2 separate regions of the Homo sapiens genome follow, and region 1 is linked to region 2. Evidence: read pairs that join two places in POLR2A ChIA-PET (ENCODE). Cell type or tissue: MCF 10A. All regions are shown on one strand.

Evidence for each region. ChIA-PET counts read pairs that join two places held together with the same protein. Peaks named below come from ENCODE experiments on the same cell type or tissue, not always from the same donor. Only the 100,000 strongest peaks of a DNase experiment are listed, where the experiment ranks them.
Region 1: POLR2A ChIA-PET joins it to region 2 with 8 read pairs; 2 of 35 experiments call an interaction of 5 or more read pairs at or near these places.

What each region holds. Positions count from the first base shown.
Region 1 is chr21:33,610,265-33,615,264 of GRCh38, reverse strand. It overlaps CRYZL1 (crystallin zeta like 1), which reads left to right. Exons shown (of 13, transcript NM_145858.3): 6 at 1,659-1,727. Among named protein-coding and RNA genes, the nearest start is that of DONSON, 24 kb to the right of the region's middle. In MCF 10A, no CTCF peak of the experiment used is centred here; no DNase peak of the experiment used is centred here.
Region 2 is chr21:35,084,224-35,089,223 of GRCh38, reverse strand. No RefSeq gene overlaps it. Among named protein-coding and RNA genes, the nearest start is that of RUNX1, 37 kb to the right of the region's middle. In MCF 10A, no CTCF peak of the experiment used is centred here; DNase peaks (open chromatin) are centred at 2,653 and 4,123.

The DNA of each region.
Region 1 (5,000 bases), 1.5 Mb after region 2:
TGGGAGATCGCCTGAGCCTGGAAGTTTGAGGATGCAGTGAGCCATGATCACACCACTGTACTCCAGCCTGGTGACAGAGGGAGACCTTGTCCAAAAAAAAAAAAAAAAAAGAGAGAAAGAAAAGAAAGAAAAAATATTTAGCCTTATAGCGTTAAAATTATAGCATGCTTGAAATTCTTAAAGGATAGATTTGTAAGAAAGTTTTCATCAGCTTTTTATAGTATTGCCTTTGACTCAGGCATTATCCTGGAGAATTGATTATTTCTTTCTTGTCTTTTTATTCTGCTCAGGAAATCAGTGGCACTCTGTATTATTCAAGATTCTTTTTGTGAGAAACCAAAAACAAAATCAGACTAGCTTAGAAGAAAAATGGGATTTTATTAGAAACATACTCTGGCTGGGTGTAGTGGCTCACACCTGTAATCCCAGCACTTTGAGAGGCTGAGGTGGGTGGATCACAAGATCAGGAGTTCGAGACCAGCCTGGCCAATGTGGTGAAACTGTGTCTCTACTAATAATACAAAGATTAGCTGGGCGTGGTGGTGCACGCCTGTAATCCCAGCTACTCGGGAGGCTGAGGCAGGAGAATCGCTTGAACCCAGGAGGCGGAGGTTGCAGTGGGCTGAGATCGCGCCATTGCACTCCAGCCTAGGCAACAGAGCGAGACTCTGTCTCAAAAAAAAAGAATTGAAACATACTGAGGTATGTCATGGAACCAAACTATAGGAAGGTAGCTATGCATCAAGGACAATTTTGTTTATTTGTTTCTTAGTTTGAGACAGAATCTTGCTCTTGTCACCCAGGCTGGAGTGCAGTGGTGTAATCATGGCTCATTGCAGCCCTGAACTCCTGGACTCAAGCAGTCCTCCTGCCTCAGCCTCCTCAATAGCTAGAACTACAGGTGCATACCATGATATCCAACTAATCTTTAAATTTTTCTTCTGTAGAGATGAGGTCTCACTATGTTGACCAGGCTGGCTTTGAACTCCTGGCCTCAAGCAATCCTCCTGCCTTGGCCTCCCAAAGTGTTGGATTACAAGTGTGAACCACCATGCCCAACCCATCAGGGACAATTTTTTTTTTTTTTTTTTTTGACACAGAGTCTCGCACTGTCGGCCGGGCTGGAATGCAGTGGTGTAATCTCAGCTCACTACAACCTCCACCTCCCAGGTTCAAGCGATTCTCCTGCCTCAGCCTCCTGAGTAGCTGGGATTACAGGCGCCTGCCACTATGCCCAGCTAATTTTTTATATTTTTAGTAGAGACAGGGTTTCTCCATGTTGGCCAGGCTGGTCTCAAACTCCTGACCTCATGATTCACCTGCCTCGGCCTCCCAAAGTGCTGGGATTACAGGCGTGAGCCACCACGCCCAGCCCATCAGGGAGAGTTTTAACAAGGAGTCCAGATGCTCCCAAGACTCTGACTTTGTTCTATAACATCAGCCATCATCTTACTGTCACTCAGAGGGGAAAGAAGAAAGCGATAGCAGGAGTGGCACAGTGCACTTCCCATCCCATTTCTGAATTTTTTCTTGTCCACACTAGTAATTACTGGAACCTTCCTCAAAATTTCACTGAACAAAATTTGTAATAATACTGGCCTCTCATTAGGAATGAATTTTTGACTTACATCCCTTTAATTTCTTGTTTTGATTTTTAGGAATTTTGCCCCTGGACTCTGAAGACCCTGGACTTTGTGAAGTTGTTAGAGTACATGAGCATTACTTGGGTATGTAGCAATTCAGTACTTTGGAGCTCACATAAGTCTTACTTCACTGACATATGGTTTAATAACATTTTAATTTTTTTGAATCTACCATAAGTGTTGTACTTAATAAAGTATCATTAGCCAGTCATGTATGTAAAAAATGTTGGCTGGTCATGTGAATACTTCTAGCTTATAATTAGTATTCATAAAATTCATATTCAGACTAAACAATATATAGACCTTTAAGTTTTACTAACACTGCTCATGGTAAGATCTTTGAAAAGTGATTTCTCTCTTGGCTCTTAAATTATATACCTAATCAGAATTAAAAATTTTTTTTTACTCTTGGTTATTGACTGAAACAAAAAACATATAAAATTTAGACAGTACATGGAGAGTTTGAGACGGGAAAGAATCAAGAACACTCATCTCAAGCTAGGTGTGGTGGCTCACACCTGTAATCCCAGCACTTTGGGAGGCCAAGGTGGGCAGGTCACCTGAGGCCAGGAGTTTGGGACCAGCCAGGCCAACATAGCAAAACCTGGTCTCTACTGAAAAGACAAAAAAATTAGCTGGGTGTGGTGACACGCACCTATAATTCCAGCTACTCAGGAGGATGAGGCATGAGAATTGCTTGAACTCTGGAGATGGAGCTGAGATTGCACCACTGCACTACAGCCTGGGTGACAGAGCGAGACTCTGTCTCAAAAAAGAAAAAAAAAGAGCACTTATCTTTGGTTTCTAATATCTTTTGACTAGTGTTGAGTTTAACTGAAATATTCGTTTTTAATTTTTCTTATGGTAATTTATTTTTTGAATATTTAAAGTACATGTACACACACACACACTTCATGAAACCATATTAAACAGTTGCTTCATCTCCTAAGTAATCAGGGGAAAGCAATTAAAACCACTTAGAGATAACATTATGCATCCACCAGACTGACAAAAGTTAAAAAGTCTGACCATCAGCCAGGCGCAGCGGCTCACGCCTGTGATCCTAGCACTTTGGGACGCTGAGGCGAGCAGATCATTTGAGGTCAGGAGTTTGAGACCAGCCTGGCCAACATGGTGAAACTCTGTCTCTACTAAAAATACAAAAAATCTTAGCTGGGCTGTTGGCGCACGCCTGTAATCCCAGCTACTCGGGAGGCTGAGGCAGGAGAATCACTTGAACCCGGGAGGTGGAGGTTACAGGGAGCCGAGATGGCACCACTGCACTCCAGCCTGGGTGACAAGAGTGAGACTTCATCTCAAAAAAAAAAAAAAAATGACCATCCCAAAGTGTGGGAAGGATGTGGAATGATGGAACCTTTCATGTGCTGGAGTGTAAGTTGGTACAAATATGTTAGAAAACAATTTAGCTTTATCTAATTAATGATGTATATATACCAGACCTAGTAATTCCACTCATGTAGCCTATGGAAATTTGATGTGCACTAGGAGGCATACTGCATAAGAGTTGATAGCAGCTTATTTGTAATAGTGAAAGAAACTGGAAACAGCCCAAATGTCCATCACCAAGCAAATAGATAATTGAAAATATTCATAGAATGAATTTCTATTGAGCAGTGAAAATGAGTAAGAGCTAAACATATCAAAGTGGATGACTCTCACAAACAGCATTGAGTGAAAAAAGCAAGTTACAGAAGAATACAAACAGTCCCATGCCATTTATTTATATACAGTTCAAAAATGTACAAAATTAAGCATATGTTATTTAAGGATATAGAGAAAAGGTAGAGGATGGAAAGTTGGGTGGAAGTTACCTGTGTGAGCAGGGGAGGAAGATGTGGTCAGTGGATACACCAGGACTCCAGTGGTACAGCCAGCATATATTTCTTATGCTGGAATTCATTATGTTCTTCATACCATATCCATAGTAGCAAATACCTTCTCTTATGTTCTTGAACTATTGAATTAAACCTTTTCCTAAGTTCTTTTCTTAAATAATGTGATCTCTAATCAGACCTTTTGGGGACAGAGGCTAATTTGGATTTGGGTCTTCCAAAAATAGTAATCTTACTCAGTTAAGTCCTTACAGTAACTTGAGCTAGGCTACCAAATCTTTGGCATTTCATTTCTAAAATTATAAATTTAAAGTAATTTTTATTTAAATTAATGTCATTCATTATATCTAAAATTTCCAATAATACTTTATTATTTTATTAAAAATTAATTTCCAAAAGACACTTTTTCAGAGATCTGAGGGCTGCACTTATTGGAACGTACATGAAGCCTAGTGAGGAGCCAAGTGTGTGTCTTCCTTTGAAAGATAAAGACCTCTTTCAAATACCACGCAGTGAGAGTCTCTAATCCAGAGCTATCTTGAAATTGTGCAGTTTGAAATTTGAGGACTGCCACGGGCTCCTTTACAGGAAACTATCCTATTTTTGGCCCCAGAGTTTCCTTGAATGGTTGGCCTTATTGCCCTGTTCTTTCGAGTACGTTGTGAATATGGAGTCTTTTCATTAAGTAACCAAAACTAAATTGCTATAGAAGATAAATTATTAAAAACAACAACAATTGGCTGGGCGCGGTGGCTCATGCCTGTAATCCCAGCACTTTGGGAGGCCGAGATGGGTGGATCGCCTGAGGTCAGGAGTCCGAGACCAGCCTGGCCAACATGGTGAAACCCGTCTCTACTAAAAATATAAAAACTAGCCGGGCATGGTCGTGGGCGCCTGTAATCCCAGCTACTCGGGAGGCTGAGGCAGGAGAATCGCTTGAACTCAGGAGACGGAGGTTGCAGTGAGCCAACAGTGCCACTGTACTCCAGCCTCGGTGACAGAGTAAGACTCTGTCTCAAAAAAAAAAAAAAAAAAAAAAAACAACCAAACAAGGCCCATTCCTTTAGGCACTGATGAACACTGGAGAATTATGACATGGACCAGAAGGAGAAAAGCAAATTAGAGCATCCATTTTCTAGCTATAAAGTTTAAGCTAAGACCGGCAAACCACACAAATGGCCTTTTTCTTCTACCTTATTTATAAATCAGGAGGATGGATTAAAGTCCAGAAATCCATTAAAGTATATAGAGAAAACAATTGCAGATATTCCTTGAGGAAGAAAACACAGCAAAATGTTTCTTTAAAAGAAGTACGACAGGCGTGGTGGCTCATGCCTGTAATCCCAGCACTTTGGGAGGCCAAGGCAGGTGGAACCCCTCAAAAGTTTGAGACCAGCCTGGCCAACATGACAAAACCCCGTCTCTACTAAAAATATAAAAAATTAGCCAGCTGTGGTGGCACATGCCTGTAGTCCGAGCTACTCAAGAGGATGAGGCACGAGAC
Region 2 (5,000 bases):
TTGGTTCATTTTCAGAAAATGAACAGACTTACATAACCACCCTACAAATAAGGAAATGAAATATTATCAGCACCCCAAAACTCCCCTTGTGTCCCTCCCATCTACCTCCCTCTACTCCCCAAAGATAACAGCCAACCTGACTATTTTCACTACAGATTAACTTTGCCTCCAGTTGAACTTCATATGAATGGAATCACAGAGTCCGTGCTTTTTATTGCAACTGCCTTTTTCTCTCAATACTTGATTTGTGATATTCATTCACTTTGTGTGTAGTAAGAATTCATTTATCCATTTTCATTGCTATGTGGCATCCCATTGTATAAATACACAATTCATTCTATTTTTCATGGAGATTTGGGGCTGTTCAGAATAGTACTGCTATGAATATTTTACACATGACATTTACTGCACATATCTGCGATTCAGTAATGTATAAACTGAGAGTGCAATTTCTAGTCAAAGTTTATGTGTATGTGTAACTTCAGTAAATACTCCCACTCATTTTGTCAAAAATGATAGTACTAATTTACACTCCCACCACACTGTAGGAAAGTGAGCATTCCTCAGTAACACTGACTAGTGCTGTAAGTTTTGTTTGTCTTAGTCATTCTGGCAGATGAGTGATGCAGTTCCACTATTAATTTTAATTTGCATTTGCCTTACTCAGTTGATGTTGAGCATCTTTGCACCTGCTTATCGGCCAATTAAATAGCTTCTTTTTCTGACTGCCTGTTTAACGTTTTTGCCCATTTTCCTATTTGGATGTCTGTCTTTTTCTTAGTGATTTGTCATGAGTCCCTTGTCACTCTCACTCTGTGACATGCACTTTCACCCACTTAATGGTGTCAGTGTGATAAACAGAAATTCTTCATTTTAATGTGATTCAATTCATCAAATTTTCTTAATGACTAATGCTTCTTGTGTCCTAGTTAAGGACCTTTGCCTAGCTCATGAAGGCAATGAACATTATCTTGTGTATCCTCTAGAAGCTTTTTAATTTAACCTTTCACATGTAGATCTACAACCCATCTACATTTAATTTTTGTGTATGGAGTGAGCTAGGGTTGAAATTCATTTTTTTTCAATGTGGCTGTCCTTATGAATATTTAAAAATCATTCTTTTCCCACTGGATGTTTTTGTTTCTCTTTTTTTCTCTTATCTTTTTTTTCTTTCTTGCCATTGATCTATTTTCCCAAAAGCAGTTATACTAACTTACCCAGTACCTTTGTACTGATATCACAGCTTCAAATCTGGTCATTTAAATCCTCCGACTTTGTTCTTGGAGATAAACAAGGCTCTTATTGATCCTCTGCATTTCTGCCTACATTTTTAAATATCAGCTACTCAATTTCCACACACAAAAATACAAACTTGTAGTGATTCTCATTTAGACTTCATTGAATCAAAAGTTCAATTTAGGGAAAGTTACTATTTTTGTAATATTCTAATTCATGGAAATTATTTATTTATTTTCTTGTGTTTATTTTTCTTTTTTATGTTCTTTTTACTTTCCCACAAAAGCATTTCATAGTTTGTTGCATAGAAGTCTTTCCTCTCTGCCTCAGCTTGAAAATTTTTTACTGGCCTACATTCTAAACAACAAATCTGCTCTCCAGCTGTGTGATCCCCTAGTAATCACATATGTGACACGGTTAAATCAGATATTGTAATTTTCATTTTTTTTCTTCTTTCTTGGTTTTGTTTGTTGATATGCCTGGTACTGTTTATTAAATCCTAAACACTATGAAAAATCATGTAAAATTTCTGAATTATTTTATGTAATTTCAAAAAGGATTTTCTTTGTCTTCTTGAGGCAGATCCCTTAATCCAATCAGAAATTGAGCTGGTTTCAAATTGGATTTTAGTCTTACAAGGCTTTATCTAATTTCTGGCTTGCCCTTATTCCTGAAATATAGTACAATCAGCCCTTAGTAACCACGGAGAATTGGTTCTAGGGCCCCAAGCAAATACCAAAATCCACAGATGCTCAGGTCCCTTTTGTAAAATGGTATAGTGTTTTCATATAACCCACACATATCCTCTTATATATATAATCATCTCTAGATTACTTATAAATTCTAATGCAATGTAAATGCTATGTAGTTAGTTGTTATAGCCTATTGTTTAGGAAATAATGACAAGAAAAAAAGGTCAGTACATATGCAATACAAACAACCACCTTTTTTTCTCCCCTGAGTATTTTCAGTCCTAAATTGGTTTAATCCATAGACGCAGAACCCACCATTAGGGAGGTCTGACTGTACTTCACGGGTTTCAGCTGGGTTAATAACTAGGCTCTTCTCCTTTGGCAGGCTTTGAACCACATTTTTTTCACTGCAGTATCATGAGATATCCAAGAATTCTGCATCAAGTTTTTGGCCTCTTAGCAACTGATTTCTACTCAGTTTATCTACCTTTCAGCAGGAACAATTTAATAATCAACCAAAAACTTTACGAGAAAAGCAGCTCAGGGTGTTGGTCTCATTTCTCTCTGCTTCCCTTTCCTTTGGAATTTTGGCCCCTCAAGTCCTGGTTGCCTTAGCAGGGCTGAACATCAATTTTTGTCTCCCTGGGGCCACGAGACTCACAAAAGCTCTGCTCAGAGTCTCTTCCTCTTTGCCACTGAGTTATTCCTGACTCACTTGCTCAGCCTCTTTGCCCAGGATATGGACAGGAAAAAGCCTTAGGGGAAAATCAGCATAGAATGGCAGGTTTCTCTTTCCCTCAATGAGCAGGCTTTCTCTTTAAGATACTGAACCCTCAAATCTAGTCCATTTTAGTGAGTCTTTACTCAGATTGTGTGTGTGTGTGTGTGTGTGTGTGTGTGTGTATGTGTGCATACTCTACTCAGCTTTTCGTTTTGTTATTGATAGCAGGTTTTGTCCACCTCTGGCTGGTCCTTCAGAGCTGTTAGCTGAAGCAGTGTCTGATAGATTGAAAAAGCAAAAAATAAAGGACTCATAATAACCTTTCTAGTAAATATCCTTTTTTGCCCCTTTAACATAGCCTGAAAGAAGGAATGTGAAAAAAAATCTCAGAATTATCAAATTTCCCCATAGAATTTCATGCCACTGATAATATTTCAGGCACAAAATGTTTTCTGTTTTTAAAGTTTTTCCATATATTGGACTATAAATTCTTAAATTATCATATATATGGTAGTCCTTAGTGCTGGTTTCCAGATATTCTGGTTCTTCCTTCTTCTGGCACTTCCACCTTCTAGAGGATTCCCCATCCTGGCTCCTCTGTGGTGGGATACAACTTGCTCTGGCCAATGCATTGTGAGTATAAGTAAAGTGCCTGTATTAGCAGTTATCTCATTGCTATAAAGAAATACCTGAGACTTGGTAATTGATAAAGAAAAGAGGTTTAATTGGCTCATGGTTCTGCAAGCTGTACAGGAAGCATAACAGCTTCTGCTTCTGGGGAGGCCTCAGGAAACTTACAATCTTGGTGAAAGGCAGAGGGGCAGCAGGTGTGTCTTACAGCCAGAGCAGGAGAAAGATAGAGGGGGGAGGTACTACACACTTTTAAACAACCCAGAGCTCATGAGAACTCACTCGCAACAATAGTACTGGTACTAAACCACTCATGAGAAACCACCCCCATGACCCAATCACCTCCCACCCAGCCCCCACCTCTAGCATTGGGGATTACATTTCAACATGAGATTTGGGTGGGGACACAAATCCAAACTATATCAGCCCCCCATTGAGACCCCCAGAGTTATTTTCTTCTGCCACTGTGACCATTACTGGTCTAAACTGTCCTGCATTTTAGGGTGAAAATGAGAACAACATGGAACAGAATTCCTTCCTAAGCCTCAGGAGATAAATAGCATGGGCAATAAATTAACCTTGTTTTAAATCATTGAAATCATGAGGTTGCTTGTTACTGCATCATAACACAGCTTATCCTGATTCATACATTAAAGATTGCAAGAAATATATAGAATCCCATTTTATTGATAAAATTAAACAAGGCTCAGATTCTTGCTCAGAAAAGCTCCTTGCGAACATGAACATGTCTTATTTATTTTTATTGGCCCTTCATCTAATATAGCTTAGCTAAACTATGCAATACAGAAGATGACTGAGGAATTTCTGAGACGACTGGATGAATGACCAAATAAATTCCTTTGTGTGAGTCAGTATACATAAGAAGACAGGAAGGCAGGATATTATGATCTCACAAGATAAATCTGGATTCAAATCGTGGTTCTAACTTTATCTATGTGACCCTGAGCAAGTATCTGAATTTCTCTAAGTCTCAGCTTCCCAAACTGTAAAATGAGAAAAATAATATCTGCCTCTAAGGGTTGTTAGGAGAATTGAAAGAGATAACTTTGTGATGACATTAGCCTACATTCTGGCACATACTAATACTAAAAAATGGCAGGCATTATCATTATCCCTCAAAAATTAGCGGGAAGAAAGAAAAGTATAGGAATCAATGTAGGTGGGGGATGTCAATATTTAATAAGTCACTGGTAACTTTTCTCTAGATTTATATCAAAGTCAAAGAAAAGGAATCTGGAGAACAAAACAAAGCTAGTTTCCAGAAAAATTAATGAAAGGCAAAAATAACTGAATCCATTAATCCATTCAAGAAACTATGAAATTAAAATATGAGGTGTGAATATGTACATATGTGTATTTTATATATATATATATATACACACACACACACACATATATATATAGGAGATGTATTTGAAATTTGAGACATGAGATGGATGAATAAGCAGGTAAACAGACAGATACATACTAGTTAGATATTAAGTGTAAGGGTTATATTAAAATATATTGGCAAAGCTCTCTTGAATAGAATCACTTTAGTGCAAATGAGAAGAGTTTCTAAGAAGAGAATGATTGTTACTTGGACATGGAGTCATTAAAAGGAAAAGACTAACAGCCTGGAAAAATGTACGTCATTTATGCATGCCGATGATGACACGAAACTTCCGAAGTTTCATTTTAAGAAATCCAGACTATAAGCA